2 separate regions of the Homo sapiens genome follow, and region 2 is linked to region 1. Evidence: read pairs that join two places in POLR2A ChIA-PET (ENCODE). Cell type or tissue: Panc1. All regions are shown on one strand. Each heading gives the region's core, and the rest is flanking DNA. Links, peaks and the distances in the headings are about the cores only.

Region 1 (5,377 bases), core at 166-5,165:
TTTGCTGACAGGTTTCTGTGGCCCTTCTAGGCTCACTCCTCTGTGGAAAAGGCTGGTTTGATTTCCCTTGTGAAGATGAAATTTCTGCCTGTGGATGACAACTTCTCACTCCGAGGGGAAGCTCTTCAGAAGGCCATCGAGGAAGACAAGCAGCGGGGCTTGGTGCCCGTCTTTGTAAGTCAGGATATATGCCTAAGCTTAGAATGATAGAACTTGGATGTGAGGAAGGAATTTTGGCAGAATTCAGGTAAGTAACATGCTGCACACAAAAGCAGAAAGGTCCTCCCATACAGTATTTTACACATCATGAGGTGCTATCCATAGGTGTGTTATGGAATAAATTTTGTGGGTCATAACCAGCATTAAAAAGAAATATAGTATAAAATATTAGAGTGCACACATATAGCCAGAGTATGTATTGTTTTATGAAACTTTTTTTTCAAATACACACGTATACATGTACTAGATTGTTATATAAAATGTGTTTCTTACGAGCCATGGTAAAACACAGTCTGAAATATACACTGTTCTGGTGGGATGGATGGGAGTAGATCACGTCTGTGGTGAAATCTTTCTCAGGCCAAATGTGTCACACGAGCCCACCCTCCTGTGTTAACTTGCCTTAATTTTCCCCTAGGTCTGTGCAACACTAGGGACCACTGGGGTCTGTGCATTTGACTGCCTGTCAGAGCTGGGCCCCATCTGTAAGTATCTTCCCTCTGTGGCTAGGAAGACAAGGAATACATTTTTAAATGTCTCCTAAAGCAAGGACCTGAAACCAGCTCTATGGGATTATTCTTGTTCCTCTTTGGTCAATGCAGAGACATGGGAAGAACCACCAAAGGTCATGAGGGTCTCTTCCAGGGATCCCTGGACATTGCCTTTCCCAGTGGTGTGACAAGAGTTAGAGGTGGCCTACCTTGCCTCCTGTCCTAGGAGGCGACAGTAGGAGAGCCTTCGGTTTTCTCATCCTCTTACTTGTATGTTGAACTTTACTTAATGCAGGCTATATCCAAAATACAGTGTGAATTAGGCTAGAATAGAAATGCTTTCTATTCTACCTTCAGAAAAGGAAAAGGGTAGGGTAGGGGAAATCATGGGAGAGATTAAAGGCAGAGAGGAAACCCAGATGGGACTGTTTAATCCCCAAGCAAGAAACCACTAGGAAAGAGAGATACCTTCCCTCTAACTTTTGTATTCGGTGCACTGACATTGCTCTCTGTGCTGGTGGGAAATTGATTTCTGTGCCAGGATGTTCTAGGCTGAGGCCAAGAGGGTGCTGGCCCTTTACCCAGTGGAAGAAAAAGGCAAGGGTGAGGCTTTGTAGACTTTCCCATTCGGAGGTAATGATGCCTCCTTCAGCCCCACTTCTTCAAACTGACTCCACCTGCTCCCATCTCCACACCCCTCCGTTTCTCATTTAGCCAAAGCACATCATCCTTGCAGCCCACCACTCAGCTTGGCCAGGTGCGAGACATCTTTCCCCACTTCATACCTCCCCTCCGGCCAGGTGATGTTTGCCTCCTCAGGTGCCCGTGAGGGGCTGTGGCTCCACATCGATGCTGCTTATGCAGGCACTGCCTTCCTGTGCCCCGAGTTCCGGGGGTTTCTGAAGGGGATTGAGTATGCCGACTCCTTCACCTTTAATCCTTCCAAGTGGATGATGGTGCATTTTGACTGTACTGGGTTCTGGTGAGTGTAGCAGCCCAGCTCCGAGCACGCAGGAACGCCTTGCCTCCTCTGGAGAGACCTCAGCCACTAATGCCCATTTGGAAACCCACAGGGTCAAGGACAAGTACAAGCTGCAGCAGACCTTCAGTGTGAATCCCATCTACCTCAGGCATGCCAACTCAGGCGTGGCCACCGACTTCATGGTGAGTGGCCAGGGACGGGCAGCCTGGTGGGCTCGGGTGGCCAGTGGGAACTGTAGGCGTCTGACCCCCCAAAATCTGTACGGTGGCTCCCTTCAGAAGGCAGCACACTATGAGCTCATCTCATAATACTGCCAATGCATACCTTGGTTTCTAATTGTGCCTAAGTATATAGAATGAAACCCAGAAAATGGTTAAAAACCCTAGAAAATGAGACCAGCCTTTGAGGCAGTGTGCACATTTCCTGAATATTTGTGGCATTTTTTAATTCCCAGAAATGCTCTTCCTACCACAGGTGGACCAGTTCCTTCTGCCTCCATCTCGGGTCATCTTTTTTGTTTCTTACCCAGCAGCAGGGCAGGGTGGAGAATTTCCCTGGTGGGGAAAGAGCTTTCTTGCTGAAATCGCTTTTGTTTTTTTGTCCCTGACAGAGGCGCTGTGGGGCAGCTCTGTGGTAGTGATGGGCTGCAGGACTTGTGTGAGGTTCTGGAAGCCTCCAAGCATTCCTGACTTTCCCAACTGACTGCGCCTCAACTCTCTAACTCACTCTCTCTCTCTTTTCTTTTGTTTTCTTTCTTTCTTTCTTTCTTTTTTTTTTTCTGAGACAGAGTCTCGCTCTGTCAACCAGGCTGGAGAGCAGTGGCGCCATCTTGGCTCACTGCAACCTCCGCCTTCCAGGTTCAAGCGATTCTCCTGCCTCAGCTTTCCAAGTATCTGGGACTACAGGCGTGAGCCACCGCGCCCAGCAAACCTCAACTCTCTTGATTCCACATCCTCAGCCAGTATTTTGCCTGAGGGAAACGAGTTCTTAACAAATTGACTCCGCAGTTTGAGGATGAGCCCTTCCTTTACTTGTAGGGGAGACAGGGATGTAAACGAATGTATTACACATAACCTGGCCAACGGAGGCAGCAGAGCAGAGTGGGGGCAAGCTTGGTTTGGAATTCCATTCCAGCAGTGGCCCTTTGGGAAACTAACTGGACCTCTCTGAGCCTTGCTTTCCTTATCTGTAAAATGAGAATAGTGGCATTGATTCATAGGGTATTGTGAAGCTTAAATGGGAACACGTGTGGATCACCTAGCAAAATAGCCGTGTGGCAAGTGCTCAATATATGGTAGGCATAGTATTTCTGAAAGCTCTTCTTTGAAGCTGCAGAGATTTGTTAGGACAGTGGTTAGGCATGTAGGTGCTAAAGCCAGATGGCATGTGTTGGAGTCCTGGCTTTCTGTTTACTAACTTGTGTGACCTCGGGCAAGTGACTTAAACTCTGTGTCCAGATTTCCTCTTGTGTCAAATGAGGCTGATGACCACAGTTCTGGCTTCTTAGGCTTGCTGTGAGGATTATACAAATTAATACACTGAAGTGCTGAGAGCAGTGTCTGACCCCTGTAAGCATCCTTCCTTGTGAAGAGATGGTTTTATCTTATCTTCTTGGACAACTGAAGTGTCTTGCCCTTTTAGTCTTAAAATAATAGCTTCGTCATCACTTGATTATACTGGCTATTCTCCCTTGGACCAGTCCACACCCTCTTTAGATATTTGAAGCTTTTGGATTAGAATTGCAGCGGTAAGCCTCACGGCTTACTGGTGGTGACAGAAGACCCTCTAGAGGTAAAGAAAGAAAGAAAAATAATGGTTCTTTATCTCCACTGCTCTTTCTGGTAGGTTTTCAGAGATTTTTAATGAAAAATTAAAAAAATTCCAGAACAGCCCAAGGGTCAGATATCTTTAGGGATAACTGTAGGTTTGCTTCCTGAGTGTGAATTGATGCCCATTCTCCTATGAGTGTATTTGGGTCATCATAACTGAGGAGCATTATATTCACCCTTGCCCTTTTGAATTTCATGTTACCGTTTAAATTCATTTACCACAGTGCCTCAGGATCTTCCCGGGGTTCATTCCTAGGAGTTTGGAGATTTTACAGTGCTCTCTGTCTTCCAGATAACTCATAAAAATGTTAGAGTAAACTCTTCCCAGCCCTGCTCTGGGGAACCTTATTATTTTTACCTCTCCACCCAGAAGGCACTGCCTTACACTTACCCTTCCCCCACCTTTAATCCTATGGATTTGATTTTCAAGTCCATGAAGAAACTCCTAGAAAAGTGAAGTTGCTATCTTTTTCATGATCCTGAGGGTCCTCAGAGCTACTCTCACCTGGGCCCAATGTCTTTCCCACCCAGGTGGCTGCAGCTTTGAACAGAAGCTCAGTCCTGCTCTGAGATGAGCCAGAAACAGGGCAGCATCCCAGGAGAGAAGACTTAGGTGCTTAACCCCTGGGGTCCTGGAATCACCTAAAATCAGGGCTAGATTCTCTGACAGCGGAGAAGCTCCCTGTTTTCTGCCTCTCACTGGACAGAGAGCACCAGTGGAGGGAGCGTTACCTTAGCCTTGGCAAGGGAGCCCTGCAAGGACCTTACAAGGACACAGAGGAGGCTGGAGATGCCTCAAGGTAAAGAAGAGCCCTGTCAGGCTTTATACGTCCAGATTTTTTGATCCAACAGAAAATGTTGGCTAGAACCACTCTGCTGAGTCAGCATGGATCAGTTTTGGAATAGTGACAAGAAAAGGAGCAACTGGGAATAAGGAAGATTGTGAAGAAATCAAAATAAAATCACCTCTGCCTATCCTGGTTTATTTGCTGGTAAAATAAAGTAGCTCTCTCTATATATGAAATAAATTGGCTATAACTATCTGGAAACCAGAACCTTTTGACAGATGATCCCTATCATCCGTTCATTATTCTCTTGGAGTGTCCATTGGACAAGAGGTGGAGTTGACACTTTCCTTGTTACAGCAATTTTGTTCCATTTTCAGGTTTTGATGCCTTCTGCTGGCACAAAAGCCCCCAAGCTGCTCCCCAGCACAACAGAGTTTTGCTTGGAAATCAAAGGCTTAGTAGTTTTCTGCTGGGGAAACATTGTCCATCAACAAAGGGGTAACATCCCAACTGTGCCTGGCTCAGGAAACTGGGGTGAAGGGTGAAGGTGAGGACATTTGTGAGGATTTGATAATCTTGTGTATGGGCAGATAAATACGCAGTGGGACAAACATTTATTTTTAGTCAACAGAAATTGTGGTAGAAACTTTCTGACGTTTGAGGGAGATGTCATTAGGAAACCACGTGACTCATTAGAATAACTGTAAATGTTTTCCAAATCCTCTGCTCTATTTTCAGATCTGAGAAATCAGTCTGAAATTGATTTGGAAATTTTCAGATGTATGGTGACTGCAACCTTGAACTTTAAGCTCTGTTGAATTTGGCCACCAGGAGCAAAGAGTCAATTTTCATCTAACAGCGGCAGAAATTTGGGTGCTCATTTGAAATCTGACAGCTGGAGTGATGGCTCTCAGATCACAGGAATCTCACAGGAAAATGAACAAGGCAGTGTAAGGTTAAATAGGGGTCATCTTGGCTCTAGACAGAAATGCTACTGTGATTTGTAGCTCACATTTTAAAATAATCTAAATAGCCAACACCTACTGACAACTTCTTCTGAGGCTCTTG
Region 2 (5,377 bases), core at 283-5,282, 170 kb before region 1:
CTTCATGTTTTGTTCTATGGAGTTCAACCTTTTGACTTCCATGGCCCTTTAGATCTCTTTCGAGCACATTCCATGATTTTTCTCCTGATCATACTCCCTCCACAAAAACCTTTTTCAGCTGGGTGTGGGAGCTCACTCCTGTAATCCCAGCACTATGGGAGGCTGAGGTGCGTGGATTGCTTGAGGTCAGGAGTTTGAGATCAGCCTGGGCAACATAGCAAGACCCTATCCCTACAAAATATTAAAAAATTAGCCTGGCACAGTTGGTGCATGCCTGTAGTCCAAGCTACTTGGGAGGCTGAGGCAGGAGGATTGGTTGCACCCAGGAGTTTGAGGCTTCAGTGAGCTGTAATTCCGCCACTGAACTCCATCCTGGGTGATGGAGTGAAGACCCTGTCTCTTTGAAAAAAATAATAATAACGATAATTAATTTTTAAAAACCCCTTTTTAATTTCCCAACATTTTTTGGCTACTATGATCTCTAAGTGTTACTTCAAATAATTTCCAGTGAATCCACACTTGATGTTGCAGAGCCTGAGTTTGCTGCAGAAATATAATTTCCCACACTCTATGCCTAAAGGGGATTCAGAGCTATCACTGAAAACCAAAAGTATTGGTTTTTAAAGGTGCTTAGACAAAAAAGTCAGGAAAGGCACTCTAAATGTTTAACAGCAATCATCTTTGGGGTATGGGCATCTTGGTAGGTACAGTGTGGTGGATGTCCGTATTTTATCCACCTGAGAGATTATTTGAACTTGTTACACTGAATGTGTATTACTTTTATAATAAAAAATAATTAAGATTTAAAACAATGTATTTGATTAGTAAAAAGCAAATTATATAAATCAGTTTAATAATAATGTTAAGGAGGCCATTAAACAATGATTTGACCAAATCCATATCAAAGTTTGATTGAATTTTTTGGAAATCAGATATTGTGTTACTCTCTGCCCTGTTCTCTGTGAAGTCTTTTCCTTAAACAACTACAAACTTATATGAATAATAGTTCACAAAACTTTGTTGTCCTCTTCCTCTGTAGAAATTAAAACCAAATATATATAATTGAGAAATAATTATAATACTCTTCATTCCTATAAAAGTAATTAAGATAGACCTATAGGATTGTTGAGTATGGCTGCTAAATACAGTAACTAGTAACCACAGCTAGTTGTAAAATTAAAAATTCAGTTCAGTCAAAATATCCATATTTCAAGTGCTCAACAGCCCCTGGTAACTATTGGTTACCTTATTGACCAGCAGATACAGGCTACTTCCATTATTAAAGAAAGCTCTAATGGACAGCACTGGACTAGGGCATGTATTCTGTATTTTTCCCCTCACCCACCATCCAGTAATGAATAATAGTAAAGAGTAAAAGCAAAAAAAAAAAAAAAAAAGTATTGTAACAAACCAGGCAGCAGTATCTATGGCACCTAGAATCTAAGCGGTCATCAGCTGTTTAGAGGCATGGCCTGTATTTGATCACAGCTTCAATTTACATGCCATCCAGCATAAGCAGTAGTCCAAAATCTGGTTCATCTTCCATTCATTTAACAAGTACTTACTGAATGCATGTTCTATGCCAGGCATTGTTTTAGATTCACAATATAAAATTCCTGCTCAACACGGAGCTGACTTACATTCTAGTCGAGGAGACATACAATAAGCAAATACACGTAGACTATGTCAGGTGTTGTTAAGTGCTAGAAGTGTTAGAAGAAAAATAAAACAGGATAAAGGACTAGCAAGGACAGTGGTTTTTGTTTGTTTGTGGGTTTTGTTGTTGTTGTTGTTATTGTTGTTTTTGAGACAGGGTCTTGCTCTGTTGCCCAAGCTGGAGTACAGTGGCATGTTCATGGCTCATTGCAGCTTCAATCTCCCAGGCTCAAGTGACCGTCCCACCTCAGCCTCTCTAGTAGCTGGGACTATACACATGCACCACTATCCCCAACTAATTTTTGTATTTTTTGTAGAGATGGGGTTTCACCTTGTCATTCAGGCTGGTCTTGAACTCCTGGCTGAAGTGATTCTCCTGCCTAGGCCTCCCAAAGTGCTGGGATTACAGGTGTGAGCCACTGTGCCTGGCCAACAGTGATTGTGTGTGTGTGTGTGTGTGTGTGTTTTGGCACTAAGATTTTTATGTACCCACCTTGTTGCTTTCTTTAAACATTATATAAACATAAGCCAAATTATTTTCTGGGGTTGTGATAGAAACCATCTTGTTACAAAGTGGTGGCAGATCTATGCTTTTACGTTTTAATGGCCCCTCTCAACCTCTGGCTGTTACTTCTCTGTCTTTTCTCAGTTGTGCCTTAACAGTCTATTCTAACCCCTGTAAAACAAGGACTAAAAGTACCAACCTCATTGTTATGAGGTTTAAGAGAAGGCCCATCACTAAGCCAGGCTCTCAGGAAAATTCAAACAGTTCCTCCTTGCCCTTCAATATAGCTCCTTCTCATCTGTCATGGGCTGAGGAACCACTGAGCCTGTAAACCAAGCACAGGGGTATAAGTCCACAGACCAGGTGAAGGCCTAGATGGTAAAGTATTAATACATGGGTTTTGTGACTCCACTACCAACTTCCAGGCTAAGGAAGGACTGACTTAGTGAGCAGTTCCAAGACCACTGAGCTTATGGTTCCCTGTGGTTGCCTCCCTTGTACCTCCATCATGATCAGGGCTTGAGGAGGGTCCTCTCAATTCCCTTTGCCACACTTGGAAAAGCATGAGGGATGAGTGACCAGCCCCAGGGAGTCGATGGGGAATACTGGCAAGCCAATCACAAAGTTGGTGCCATTTGCTCTTAGGGAGGAGAGGCGGGGCCTGGGCAAGGACGACAGCTGGAAGGTGAAGGACAGGCCTGGCTCTCAGTAGTGGTAGTGATCCAGCTTGAAGAGACTATCACAGGACATGCCCAGGTACTGGGCCTGCTTCTCAGTCTGCTTGGTCAGTTTCATGTTCACCTTGCCCAGATGGGCTTCAGCCACTGCCTCATCCAGCTTCCTGGGCAGGAAGTGAACCTCAATGGGGTACTTATCTGAGTGGGTCCACAGCTCAATCTGCACCATCACATGGTTGGTGAAGGAGTTACTCATCACAAAGCTGGGTTGGTCCATAGCACAACCCAGGTAGACCAGCTGACACTCAGCCAGCAGGATGGTGCCACGCCCATTCTTTAGCCAGTACTAGTCCATCTGGAGTTGATGTTCACCTTCTTCATAGCATTCTTGTTGAGCCACCTGACATCGATTTTCACGTCAAAGTGTCCAGTGTTACACACGATGGCATCATCCTTCATCTGTTCAAAGTGCCTGTTGGGCAGCTAGCCAAGGATGATGTCAACACAGCCTGTGGTGGTGACAAAGATGTTGCCCTCCTGACAGGCCTTGTCCATGGTGGTCCCCTCATAGCGCTGCATGGCAGCCTGCAGTGCATTGATGGGGTCGATCTCGGTGATAATGACGTGAGCCCCGAATCCCTGCAGGGCCTGGGCACAGCCCTTGCCCACATCACCATAGACCGCTACCACAGCTACCTTGCTGGCAATCATCACACCTATGGCCTACTTGATGCCATCTGGGGAGGGACTGGTGGCAGCCATAGAGGTTGTCAAACTTGCTCTTGGTGACAGAATCATTAACGTTGATGGTGGACACCTTCAGGATCCCATTGGCCATCATCTTGTATAGGTTGTGGACCTCAGTCATGGTCTCCTCGGAGATGTCTCTGATGCCCGACAAGAGCTGTGGGTACTTAGTGTGAGTGAGGTTGGTGAGGCCCCCAGTGATGTCCAGAATCATGTTGAGGAGCTTGTCCTTGAAGTACAGTGTCTGCTTGGTGCACCAAAGGTACTTCTCCTCCGTTTCTCCCTTCCAGGCGTTCACTGGAATCCCAGCCTTGGCAATGGCAGCTGCTGCATGGTCCTGGGTGGAGAAGATGTTGCAGCTGGACCACTGCACTTCAGCACCCAGGACAAGGAGGGTCTCAGTGAGGACGACTGTCTCCACAGTCATGTGCAGGCAGCCAGTGATGCGGACGCTCTTCAGTGGCTTGGAGGCTGAGTACAGCTCCTACACGTGCATCAGGCCTGGCTTCTTGTTCTCCTCAGTGTCCAGGGCCTTGCATCCCCAGGCGGCCAAACCAATGTCAGCAACCTCGTAGAGTAGTTAATGAGACATTCTGGCGGTGCTTCTGCACAGAATGATGGACACGGGAAAAGGGGACCAAGCCTCAAACCGGGGACAGGCACAGGGCCGGCAGCACTGGGCAGGGCAACAGTGGTATTTGTAATGGGATAGTCAGGGAAGGACTCCCTGTGAAAGTGACATTTCCATAGAGCCTTTGGTGAAGAGAGGGAACAAGCCATGGATACATGTGGGAGAAGAGCAACCAGGCAGTGGGAGCAGCACAGGTGAAGGCAGTGAGGCAGGAAAAGGTGGGTGTGCTGGAGGAACAGCAAGGAGGCCATATGGCTGGCATAGAGTGAATGAGTGGGATCATGATAAGAGATGATCTCAGATGGGTGGGAAGGGAATGGAGCAGAGATTACGTAGGGCTTTGTAGGTCACTAAAATATGTTTATCCAGAATAATGCAAGAAGTGAATAATGTTAGTAATTTATTTAAAAATCATAGCTTTTATTCATATGATACAATTAGCAACATTGTATAAAAATTTTCATTCCAATTTTTTTTTTTAGCCAAAGCATAAGTATCCTGTGGTTTCTTTACTGAGCATTTATTCTTTTCTATCCATCTGTTTTTTATTGCCTAAAGACAATGATTACCACTGGTAAAGCCTTCACATAAAATAAATTTAACGCTTATTTGAGCAATAAAGGATTCATGAATGAGGCAGCACTCAAAATTGGAATAAGTTCAAGGCTGGGTGCAGTGGCTCATGCCTGTAATTCTAATACTTTAGGAAACTGAGGTGGAAGGATCGCTTGAGCCTAGGAATTCAAAACGAGCCTAGGCAACATGGTGAGACCTTGTCTCTACCAAAAAGTTAAAAAAAAAAAAATAGCCCAGCATGGTGGTGCATGCCTGTAGTCCCAGTTACTTGGGAGGCTGAGGTGGGAGGATGGCTTGGACCCGGGTCAAGTCTGCAGTGAGGTGTGATTGTGCCACTGCCCTCCAGCCTGGGTGACAGCACAAGACTTTGTCTCAAAAAAAAAAAAAAAAAAAAGAATAACTTCAGAGAGCTCCACTTTAACAGCATGAGCAGCAGCATGCTTATAGGCTGAACATGGAGGCAAAAGTAAAGAAGTTACTTCATTGGCTACAGCTAGGCATTTGCCTTGCTTAGGTATGATCCAGTGAAAGTCCCTAGTTATATAACTAACAGCTGGCTGGCTGTTTGTCATTGGCTGGTAGTTG

The links. Peaks named below come from ENCODE experiments on the same cell type or tissue, not always from the same donor. Only the 100,000 strongest peaks of a DNase experiment are listed, where the experiment ranks them.
Region 2: POLR2A ChIA-PET joins it to region 1 with 14 read pairs; 2 of 35 experiments call an interaction of 5 or more read pairs at or near these places.

The regions. Positions count from the first base shown.
Region 1 is chr15:50,248,927-50,254,303 of GRCh38, reverse strand. HDC (histidine decarboxylase) reads left to right here. Exons shown (of 12, transcript NM_002112.4): 6 at 31-174; 7 at 638-704; 8 at 1,530-1,692; 9 at 1,784-1,874. Among named protein-coding and RNA genes, the nearest start is that of HDC, 14 kb to the left of the region's middle. RefSeq lists an enhancer at 1,753-2,254. In Panc1, for the core only: no CTCF peak of the experiment used is centred there; a DNase peak (open chromatin) is centred at 3,083.
Region 2 is chr15:50,416,183-50,421,559 of GRCh38, reverse strand. It overlaps the pseudogene AHCYP7. Among named protein-coding and RNA genes, the nearest start is that of USP8, 5.5 kb to the left of the region's middle. In Panc1, for the core only: no CTCF peak of the experiment used is centred there; no DNase peak of the experiment used is centred there.